Linked DNA regions of Homo sapiens: region 1 is linked to region 2. The links are chromatin contacts, found by Hi-C or POLR2A ChIA-PET in ENCODE. All regions are on one chromosome and are shown on one strand. Each heading gives the region's core, a stretch centred on a gene start or an enhancer-like site at or near the end of the contact. The rest is flanking DNA. Distances are from core to core; before and after follow the strand shown.

What was found. A loop is a pair of places that touch in the nucleus more often than their neighbours do. ChIA-PET counts read pairs that join two places held with the same protein, here RNA polymerase II (POLR2A). Pooled maps may share reads with other maps.
Region 1: a pooled map shows a loop between it and region 2 (6-fold over the local background). The contact joins two enhancer-like sites. A Hi-C loop is called at or near these places in 6 of 37 single-sample maps with no recorded cell type and 5 of 50 pooled maps. POLR2A ChIA-PET finds 5 or more read pairs at or near these places in 1 of 52 experiments (CD8-positive, alpha-beta T cell).

What each region holds. Positions count from the first base shown.
Region 1 is chr14:65,499,151-65,505,064 of GRCh38, reverse strand. The region is part of intron 2 of FUT8 (fucosyltransferase 8); the gene reads right to left. Among named protein-coding and RNA genes, the nearest start is that of MIR625, 31 kb to the right of the region's middle. RefSeq lists enhancers at 3,315-3,484, 3,515-3,574. Within about 2 kb of position 2,065, at least 2 of the 41 ENCODE cell types and tissues checked have a DNase peak (open chromatin) inside an H3K27ac peak, as active enhancers do.
Region 2 is chr14:65,285,277-65,291,277 of GRCh38, reverse strand. No RefSeq gene overlaps it. Among named protein-coding and RNA genes, the nearest start is that of MIR4708, 47 kb to the left of the region's middle. RefSeq lists an enhancer at 3,645-3,884. Within about 2 kb of position 3,982, at least 6 of the 41 ENCODE cell types and tissues checked have a DNase peak (open chromatin) inside an H3K27ac peak, as active enhancers do.

The DNA.
Region 1 (5,914 bases), core at 816-3,315, 220 kb before region 2:
ACTTTAAGAAAGCCACTATATCATCTCTAAAGCTAAAATAATGTAGTCTCAGTAAGAATAGTGATACTGCATCAATAATTAATACAGTGTGTTGGGGTTTTTTTCCCTTTCTTTCTTTTTCTGAGACGGAGTTTCACTCTTGTTGCCCAGCCCGGCGTGCAATGGCACAATCTCAGCTCACTGCAACCTCTGCCTCCTGGGTTCAAGCCATTCTCCTGCACAGTGGCTCACACCTATAATCCCAGCACTGTGGGAGGCCAAGGCGGGCAGATCACCTGATGTCAGGAGTTTGAGACCAGCCTGGCCAACAAGGTGAAACCCCGTCTCTACTAAATATACAAAAAAAAATTAGCCGGGCATGGTGGCGGGCGCCTGTAACCCTAGCTATTCAGGAGGCTGAGGCAGGAGAACACAACGTTTTCTGAGTGAGGAGACACTATGGAAAGAGAACAGGTTCCTGGCTTCTAAAAAGAGAAAAAAAGTATTTATTAACCAAGTTATTTCAATATATTTAAAAAAGTCTTATCTTCCTTCCCCTAGAATATAAGAAGCTGACAAAACCACATGACAATTATGAAGACAGGTATTATTGCTTGAATCTGGGTCACTAAAATTATTAGCTGTTCAAGTGAGATAAAAGAAAGGGGAAACATCAATTATCTAGAAGTCTACATTTTCTTTGCTGTTAATGTGAAACATATCCCACACAAAACCATTCAAATAAGATATATATCCCTACATTTGAGTCTCCAGGAACAGGTCCTTTGAAGCAAAGATTGGACAAATAGTTAAAATTATTTAAACAATTCCTGATCACCAAATGTCAACAAATTTAGTTAAAAAAAATTTTTAATCCATACAGTTAACATCCTACTTTAATATTTTTTCCTAAAAAAGAACATGAAAGTTCAACTAATACAAAAAAGCCTCGCAGTTTTAAAGAAGGGGGTGTAGGTGGGAGAAGTAAGAAATTCAAACAGCTTCAAGGACAAAAAGCATGTCCCACACCAGAACATATTTACAACTCTTCAACTTGAATTCAACTAACATCCAACTGCGGCAATCAGCCAAGCTTGGCAAATTAAAATAACAGTAATTTTGACAGATTATCTTCTATAAATATTCAAATATGAACATTTGTGTTCACGCAAAGGTCTCCATATGCCAATCAAAATGCTTTGTTAAGGATCCTAACATTGAGCTTTTTTCTTCACCCATCTGTAGGAATCCCCTGAATCCTTAACTTCCATTTTAACTCTCTCACCCCAGCTAATTGTGAGACACATTATCTGTCTAGTTGTAGCCTGAATTAAAAACTTAAGGATAACATTCACATAGTATCAACAGACAAAAGGAACCTAGAACCTTTCAAAATCTAGGTCTGTAAAGACAAAAGGAAAGATCCAGGAAGGCAGGGAGGGAAGGGCAGAGAGAGGCTCTTGAAGGATGGCAACCAAATGAAAGATTACCTTTCTATTTGTGTTAGCAGATAGAAATTACTGAAAGTAAAATCTAGATGTAAAGAGAAATTAACAATTTCATAAATTTGGGCTCTATTCAAAGTTTCATTTGGCTCAAGGCAAGATGCTGTGTTTTAATGACAAGTTTAAGTATATGAAACTGTCAAAAGCAGAGAAATGCCATCAGTATGAAATTCACACTAAACACACTTTTTGAAATCTGCAGATGTCCTATCATCAGGAACAATCAATAAATAAGAGTAACAATGGCTTTAATGAAAGCAAGTTATCTGATGCATGAATTTGTTAATTGTTCTATTCTGTCCTCCATTACTCAGTTTCCCTTAAATATGTACACAATTACCAAGCAGTCTCACGCCTTCCAGGAAAATTACAAGTGATAGGCACATTTCTGCATTCAGGGCAGCATTATATTATGGAAGAAAATTTAACCTATTCAGAAGCATATATTTCTCTGATCCTACCTGGAAAGAAACAGCTATAAATAGCTCTACTAAAATTGCTCAAAATATTTCTAGACGGGCAGGCTTACAATAGAAACTCTTACTTTATGATCACTCACCACTCAACCATCCAAGTCCAACACTGGATCTAAGCCAAACCAGTAGTTCTCAAGGGAGGGAAGGGAGTTAAAAAAGTCTGGTCTAGGGACCAGTAGCTCCAGCCTCCCCTGGGAGCTTGTTAGAAATGCACAATCTCAGGCCTTACCCAGGGACATATTGAATCAGAATCAGTATTTTACCAAGATCCTCAACTGATTCATATACACATTAAAATTGAAGAAGCTCTGCAGGAGGGGGAATTTTTGAATGAGTAAAAAAGGCATAATCTTTTCAGAGGTTGGTTACCACTGCAGACCACTGTTTGGCTAATAAGCAACCAATTTTAAAACTTTGTTTATGGGTAACATCATTACTTTTACCATTATTTATTTTACATTTTAAATAAGGGCTTTTAAAAAACAGAAATACCTCAAGAGGCAAAGAAGGAGTATCTAATGATTAAATGTAAGTTACCAAAAAAAGCTGTAACAGAATTATCTCAGAATAAGTGGACCCGGGCCGGGCACGGTGGCTCACACCTGTAATCCCAGCACTATGGGAGCCTAAGGCGGACAGATCACTTGAGGTCTGGAGTTCGAGACCAGCCTGGGCAACATGGTGAAACCCTGTCTCTACTAAAAAGACAAAAATTAGCCAGGCATGGTGGTGGGTGCCTATAATCCCAGCTACTCGGGAGGCTGAGGCAGGAGAATCACTTGAACCTGGGGGGTGGAGATTGCAGTGAGCTGAGATCCCACCACTGCACCCCAGCCTGAGTGACAGAGTGAGATTCTGTCTCAAAAAAAAAAATAACAATAAATAAGTGGACCCAGCCAGGCATGGTGGCTCACACCTGTAATCCCAGACCACTTGGAGGCCAACATGGGTGAATCACTCGAGGCCAGGAGTTCGAGACCAGCCTGGCCAACATAGCAAAACCTCGTCTCTACAAAAAATACAAAAATTAGCTGGGTGTGGTGGCAGGTGCCTGTAGTCCCAGCTACTTGGGTGGCTGAGGTGAGAGGACTGCTTGAGTTTGGGAGCTCGGGACTACAGAGAGCCAAGATTACACCACTATATTCCAGCCTGGGCATCAGAGCAAGACACTGTCTCAAAAAAAAAAAAGAAAGAAAAGAAAAGACAAAGTAGACCCGTCTCATGCCCCCTCCCCCATCACATTAACTAAACAAATTAATTTTTTAAATAATAATAACAACTTTCCTTCCAAACCCTCAGCATTAAGAATATCTGGGTCTGGGGTCCAAGTAGCTAGGAAAAGAGACCAAGAGACCAAAGGCCTATGGCCTCCTTTGACCAGAAGAGAAGGCTATATATACTGGTTATTCAGCTATTTTCTCTCAGATCCAAATCTACCCTTTAATACTCATCTTTGTAATACTGAAAATAAAACTCTGAAAACTACTTTTCTCTTCTGCAGCTAGCTTCCTCACACTGCCAATAAGGACACTAGAGGGAGAATGCAGTACATGCTTTTTCCAGTCAGCATTGCCCAGCATAGATCCTCCACCCCAGCAGTAGCAGTGATAACCACCAGCTTTTTCTGGCACTCTCAGAAATTCCCCTCAGACATACCAACAGCTGTCAGGAAGTACCCCCTCCAGAGGTTTTGAACCCCAATTCTATGAGGTCCCAACTCCAAGTTCTTATTTCCCCCTCAACCATATGAATAGTGGCTAATTCCTGCAAATATTGTCTCTGTGTTACCCCAGTGTTCCCTGTTTGCTTTTTCAGCCCTCCAATACCTGTATAATCCCTTCCCTGTATTAAATTTTCTGGGCTGAAATTTTTTGTTTTTGTTTGTAATTCTGTAGAGACAGGTCTTACTATGTTACCCAGGCTGGTCTCAAACTCCTGGTCTCAAGAAATCCTCCTGCCTCGAGTATTTAGTGTGGACTGTTTTCCTGACCTGATCCTAACTGAGCCATCATGGCTAGATGGAATAAAATTTAACATGATCTTGATCGCTTTGGAAAACGGTCTTCCCAAACATGGTAAGTCCATAAGAAAATATTTACTGCCTCTCCTCCAAAATAGGTGCAAGATGGGAAATGGATACAAGAAGCACAGTTGAGGAAGAAAGAAGAAGCATAACCTAAGAAAGGAATATATTGAAACAAATATCATGGCATAAAACACATTTTAACCCTGAAAAACATAAAGAAAAGGCCAATAAAAAGTCTGAAGCAAATACAAGTTTTCAACGCTAATGAAAACCACAGATTTTTAGATCTATATTCTTCTGCCTCTGCCATTGTTCAGTTTTGTTACAGCAGTTTTGTATCTAGTTTGGGTTATTACACTTTAAGGAGACTATTGAGAAATTAGGGAAAGTCCAAAGAAGACTATACAAATGATGAAAAGGGATAGGAAATAGGATCCATAAAGAAAGGTTCAACAGTCAAACCTTTTAGTCTAGCGAAAAGAAAACTTCAGGCCAACATATTAACTGCCTTCCAGTTTAAGAGTTCTAACCAGCTGTCCACCATCATCTCTACAGAGGAAATGAGCTTAAAATGGAAGACAACAAAGTAAGAGAAGACCTAAAATGTAGCTTCTTAGCTTATGACTCTCCTTCAGATAACTAAAGTGGTGGCTCTTAATGCTAGTTTCACAAGAGAATGATCCAGGATATTTTTACCGAAAGAAAAAATGATGATGATGATGACGACAATGATGACGACGATGATGCCCAGAACCCCAAAGGCAAAGCTCTAATTTAACTGGTATGACACAGAGCCAAGGCATAAAGAACAAAAAATATCTAAGTGTTTATAATATACTGAAAGCAGGAATGAGAACCACTTAATGGAACACTGCATAACTGTGCTACTCAAAGTGTGTTATAAGAATGAGCTACATCCAGATTACCAACAGGAGCTTGTTGGAAAGGTAACATCTCATCCTATTCCAAAACTACTGAATAAGAATCTACATGTTATTATGATCCCTACACAATCCCATATGCACATTAAAGTTTGAAAAACATTGTTCCATAACAGTTTGAAAGGGGCGTTAAGTGTGTATGTGAGACCAAACACCAGCCTAAAAATAACTAAGCTGAATTTTTCTGAGCTTTTAAATATAAAAATTTTTTTACCCTAAGGTCAATTAGAGTTTACTAAGAAGACTATTTTAGAGAGTGAATAATACTTATAACTAAATATTCAACACATACTATTTGCTGGCATTTTTTTTTTTTTTTTGAGACAGGGTCTTGCTGTGTTGCTCAGGCTGGAGTGCAATGGTACAATCACAGATCACTGCAGCCTGGATAGACCTCGATGGACTCAAGCAATCCTCCTGCCTCAGCCTCCCATGTAGCTGAGACTACAGGCACACACCACCGCACCAGCCTAAGTTTTTCATTTTTTATACATATGAGGCCTCGCTTGTTGCTCAGAATTATCTCGAACTCCTAGGCTCAAGTAATCCTCCCACCTCGGCCTCCCAAAGTGTTGGGATTACAGGCACAAGCCACTGCACCCAGCCCATTATTCTTTACAAATTGATTTAATCATCAACACACCTATAAAGTAGATATTTATTAATAATTAGTTATGGCAAAATAAGATATTAAATAATTTGCCCCATGTACTACTTAAAAAAAAAAGTGGTAAACCTGAGACTTGAGCTGTACTCTGTTTGAGGGCCTCTACTTAACCACAAAATAATTCTAGTTTATCAACACCATCCCCAAACATTCTGAAATCATTCAGAATGAAAGTATAATAACTGGTAATGAAAATGCTATAAGGGTAAAGAAAAAATTAGTGTGCTCTTCTCTGGTTAAAAAAAAATTCAGCCAGGTATGGTGGTGTGTGTGTGTGTCTGTAGTCCCAGCAACTTGGGAGGTTGAGGCAGGAGAATCAC
Region 2 (6,001 bases), core at 2,733-5,232:
CACCTCTCTCTTTTCCCATGGTCTTCCCAGAGATTTCACTGACTCCACAGCTTTCACCAACTTTTGATGCATAATTCCCCAACAGACCCTCACCTCTGGCTGCTCCTGAGCACCAGGCCAGCATTTCAACCATCAGGCTTTATTGTCATTTACACAGCTAACCTCAAATCCCATGGGTTCTAAATGAGTCACCCTCTCACGCCTCCACCCCACCAACCCTGCTCCCACTCATCTTCCCTGTATTTCCGCATTTGTCAATGCCACAGCATTGTTTCAGTTGTTCAAGATTTGTAATATTGACTCATATTCATTGAATACCTCCTCTGTGCCAGGTTCCTAGGTGCTGGGGACTCAGCAGTGAGCAAGAGTCATGGAGCCCTCACGGAACTTGCATTTTAGTCAAGAGAGACAGAAAAAAAAAAAAAAAAAATATATATATATATAGAGAGAGAGAGAGAGAGAGAGAGAGAGAGAGAGAGAGAGACAGAGAGAGAGTTAAGTACTGTGGAGCAACATTATTTTTCAAAAATTTTTATGGCCAAGTGCAGTGGCTCACATCTATAATCCCAGCACTTTGGGAGGCTGAGGCGGGTGGATCACTTGAGGTCAGGAGTTCGAGACCAGCCTGGCCAACATGGTGAAACCCCATCTCTATTAAAAATACAAAAATTAGCCAGGTGTGGTGGCACACACCTGTAATCCCAGCTACTCGGGAGGCTGAGGCAGGAGAATTGCTTGAACCCAGGAGCTGGAGATTGCAGCGAGCTGAGATCGCGCCACCGTACTCCAGCCTGCGCAAAAAAGCGACACGCCGCTCAAAAAAGAAAAAAAAAATATTTCCTTAAAGTTTCTTTTTTGAGACAGGCTCTTGTTCTGTCACCCAGGCTGGAATAGATGGTGTGATCTCAGTTCACTGCAGTCTCTGCCTTTGGGCCTCAAGGCTGGACTTGAACTCCTGAGTTCAGGTGACCCACCTGCATGGAGCTACCAAAGTGCTAGAATTAATTTTTGCCCAGCCCGGGGAAAAATTAATAAGCAAATACAAGGAATGCTTAGGGTGGGGGATGCAATAATAGATGGGGAATGAAGGGAATCCTTTTGATGTGAGGCAGAGGTCTGAGGAAGTGAAAACATGAGCCAGGGACCTCTGGAGTAAGAGTGTCCCAAGCAGAGGGCACAGTAAATGCAAAGACCAATGTAGCTGGGCAGACCAGGCCAGGGAAAGAATGATGAGAAATAAATCAGGGATAAAACAGGGGTGGGGGAAAATCAGTTTCTGTAGGGCCTTGTAGATAAAAGCATTTTATTTTCACTCATTTACCCTTTAATTTGTTGCCAAACCACAATGATCCCACCTCTCTCTTTCCCATTTCTGCAGCTACCACCTTGAGACAATCCTTCCTACTTACCATTTGAATTATTATATTGGCTTCCTGAGGGGTATTTTTGCCCCTTGTCTCTCCCTACTCTAATCCTACTCATGGTTGCTATAATCTTCTTGGAGCACAGTTCTGATCATCATCATCATAAGATCATTAGCATACATTTATGTATCTCTGAATAAAAATATACTTCGAAAGGAGGGGGACGGACACAGGAGATATGTTCCCACAACTTCCCAGCATGTCCTTGTCAGAAATAGATAAAACTGTCAAAAGTATGTTGTCAAACACGTCAGAGTTCTGTTTTTATGCCATAATGTAACAATTGAAAATTTTTCATCAAAATAAAAAATAAATAGAAAGATGAATTAGTCACAACTCCTTTAGTTGCCACTAACAGAAACTCAGTTCAAGTATCTTTCAGAAGGTGATATATGTTAGCCCACATAGATAGATATTTGACATCTTCAGGAATGGCTAGCTCCAGGTGCTCAGCAAGGGCAACAAGAAATCTATCTTTCTCTTGGATTTGCTTTTTATCTCTGTTGTCCTTACTCTCCAGCAGACTCTACTCATGCAGTGGTAAAGATGGCTTACATCCCCTCAGCTTTGCAACCCCAGTGGAGAAAGGGTGCCTCTTTCAGCAGAAGTCCTAATGCTGACTCTCATCGGCTCACTCTGGACAAAGGGATTACTCCTCAACCACTTATTATGACTGCAGTTAGTCGGTCCTGGGTCATACACCCACCCCTGGAGTCAGGGACTGAGGTCAACCTCACTTGAACTACATGGACAGAGAGTGGAAGATGGGTGGTTCCCAAAGGAACACTTCATATTCAGGATGGAGGAGGGATGGTGGGCAGGCAAAAACAAGTGTCCACAATCAAAGGCTAGGAGCACCATTTTTGGTGAGCCCTAACCCCAAACACCTCTAAGAACTCAATAGGCCTCCGCCCTCAAATAGTATTAGTCACGTTGTGCCTATAATTGATCATTTAAATGACTTTCTTGCCCCAACATCTTAAATGGCTCTCCATTGCTCCCTCTTTGCCAGTCAGCTCTCTTCCTTCTCTGAATCTACTTAGTTGCTTGACAACAGGGCCTGGGGATGGAAAGAGTCTTTATCTCTGAGAGCAGGCTTTCAATACGTTGCAGCTATTGTTTATAACGCCTGTGATCATAGGCACAGCCACATTATTATTATTATTATTATTTTTTGAGATGGGGGTCTGACTCTGTTGCCCAGGCTGGAGTGTCATGGCGCTCACGGCAACCTCTGTCTTCTGGGCTCAAGTGATCCTCCCTCCTCAGCCTTCAGAGTAGCTGGAACCACAGGCAAACATCACTGCACCCAGCTAATTTTTTGTATTTTTCGTAGAGATGGGGTTTCACCATGTTGCCCAGGATGGTCTCAAACTCCTGGGCTCAGGTGATCCTCCTGCCTCGGCCTCTCAAAGTGCTGGGATTACAGGCATAAGCCACCGCGCCTGGCCACAGCTGTCCCCCCAAATATTTCAAGTAGGCATCTACTGAGACTTAATACCCACACAACAACCTTATGAAAAAGTAGGCTTTATGTATGGGGAAGGTGAGGCACAGACATGTTGACTACCTTGCCTACTGTTTTTTTTCACACAACCAAAATATGGAGGCTCTGGGATTTGAACCCAGGGCTCTCCGACTCCTAAGTCCCGTTAGGAACCTGCACATTATTCCATTTCTATGAAGGGGAGGGAAAGAGCTCCTCACTTAAGTATACCAACAGTTCTCAAATCACTTGAAACTCACCAGCAGCCATGACCGTCCCCCCAGGGGAAGTAGGTAGCCAGATTTCACCTCATTCTACTTCTTTACCAGACAGAAAAATGGAGCAGAACCCAAACTGGTGGCTTGATAAGGGAACACTCAGAAAAGTAAAGGAAGTGGTGGTGCTGAAGCACCCTGCTGCCTCTTACCTCAAAGATCCTTCCACCAAACAAATACCACCCACCTTCGAAAACAGTCGTTGTGGTTGGAACAATGTCTGCATAAAAATAACCGGGCTTATCTTACTCAATCTTGCTTCCCTTCCTTGTCGGGAAAATGTCTGCCCTTCTGGTCTAGTCGGTGCAAGAGAGGCTTCCTGCCCGGTGTCCAGCACTGAGGGGGTGTCGCAGCTATGGTCAGCCTCCCTCTGCGGCCCCTGAAGCAAGCAGAGAGCGCCTCAGACCTCGTGTTGGGACCTGAGCGCGCAGCCCGGCTCCCAGGCCCCCAGAGGGCGGGTTCCTGGCTCCGCTCAGAGGCCTTTCAAGCCCCATTAGCCTCCAGCTCAGAGGCCCCTGGGCCCACCTACACTCTGGCCCCTGATGGGCTCGGATGACAACTCAAAACCCACATCCTGAGGGAATTCTGATGAAACCTTTGAAGGCTCCATGTCTTGGGGAAGACCAGGTGGGCGTGAAAGTCGGTCTCAGCGGAGACGCCCAGGGGCGCGTGGGCCCTAGAAAGGCCCGGCTGTCCCGAGCACGGCCTGGAGTGAAGCAGCTGGTGGAGAACACGGGCGCAGGTGTGAGCCTGGTGAAAGCGTGGGCTGCTCAGTGCTCTGTAGAGAGCAGCTGCAAACAGTGAGGAGGAGGCTCATGGTCTGGGCCCTCGCAGGGATGGGCAAGGCATGGCCCTAATGAATCTGGCTCCAAGCACACCCCCTCTAGCTTAAGCTTGGGGACTGGGAAAGGAGGAGGCCCAGGGGGCAGAGCTGAGAGGACATCTCAGGAGTTAGGGTTACCAAGCAACTGAAGAAGACGTAGGAGCAGCTCCTAGCTGAGTATGCCCGGGGTGCAGCACCGAGAATGCCTGGCGGGGAGGGTTGGGAGGGAGGGCTTGCCTTGCCCAGTCATACTTGGAACTTAGATCCTTGGATTTTAATGCTCTTGTGGAAGACATGAGACAAGATCTTGGACCGAGGAGGTGAACATCTGTTGCATTTTATCCAGTATATTCCTGTCTTATAGTGAGAGACTATTTAAGAATATTAAGTTCCCCATATTGATGTAAAGAGAAGTCCGAATGGACTCTTTAAAAAATTTTAAATGTATGTTAAACTTTCCATCATGGAACATTTTACCCACCGCCCTCCCTCCCCATCACCTGGATTATTTTGAAGCAAAATCCAGTCATCGAATCATTTCGCCCATACATAGTCCAGTCAGTATCTCTAAATTTTAGAGCTGTTATTCTCAGCCCAGGACAGTTTTGCCCCCTAGGGGACATTTGGCAATATGTGGAGACCTTTTTTTGTTTTTACAACGTTGGGGGGAGGGGGTGTGCACCCAGCATCTAGCTACTGGAAGACAGGGTAGAAACAGGGCTGCTACGAAACATTCTGCAATGCACAGGCCAGCGCCTCACGACAAAGAACTACATGGCTCAAAATAACAATTGTGACAAGGTCGAAAACCATGTTTTAGAGTCTAAAAGAGAAGAACACTCTAAATACATCACTACAATATTGTTAGCATTCATAAAAACAATAATTCCTTAATATAGAATATCTGATTAATATTAAAATTTCCCCGATTATCTTGTACATTTAAAAAATTTGGGGTTTAAATCAAGATCCAAATAAGACTCATACATTGCAATTGGTTGATATATTTCTTTTTGTTTTTTTCCTGCATCCAATCATCCATTATAGTTGATATATTTCTTAGGTCTTCTTGAATCTACAGGTTCCCATCCCTCTTTTTTCCTTTTATTTATTATAAAACAGATTTATTTTTAATTACAAAAGAGTACACGACTACATTCCTGACATCAAACTTGAAACATACAGGTAAAGCAAACATTTCCTACCTATGACAGTCCAATCCCAGTCCTCTCCCCAAAGAACTCATTTATCAAAATTGTGTGTGTATTGGTTAAGATTATATTCAACTGGCCGGGCACACTGGCTCACGCCTGTAATCCCAGCACTTTGGGAGGCCGAGGTAGGTGGATTACCTGAGGTCAGGAGTTCGAGACCAGCCTGACCAATATGGTGAAACTGCGTCTCCACTAAAAATACAAAATAGCCGGGCGTGGTGGCGCATGCCTGTAATCCCAGCTACTGGGGAGGCTGAGACAGGAGAATTGCTTGAACCTAGGAGGTGGAGGTTGCAGTGAGCCGAGATTGCACACTGCACTTCAGCCTGGGTGACAGAGCGAGACTCCATCTCAAAAAAAAAAAATTATATTCAACTACATGTTTCAAAAAACATAATAATAACAAAAGCTTTAATTTTATTTATTTTTCAGAAAGATAAGCCAAGGAATAGGCAGTCCAGGGCTAATATGGCACCTCCATGAAGTTTTTAGGGTCCCAAGTTTCTTCTAGCTCCCTGCCCTACCATCTGTGAATGTGGCCCCCATCCTCATGTAGCACAATGGCTAATGGAGAACCATCCCTCTTATCTATATTAGGACTAGGTAGCAAGATGGAAAAGTGGAAGGGTGTATCTCTCTGTATTAGTTTGCTAGGGCTGCTGTGACAAAGGACCACAAATTGAGCAGCTCATACCACAAAAATTTACTTATTGTCTCACAATTCTCACAATTCTGCAGGCTAGAAGTCCAACATCAATGTATCAGGCAGGATTGGTTCC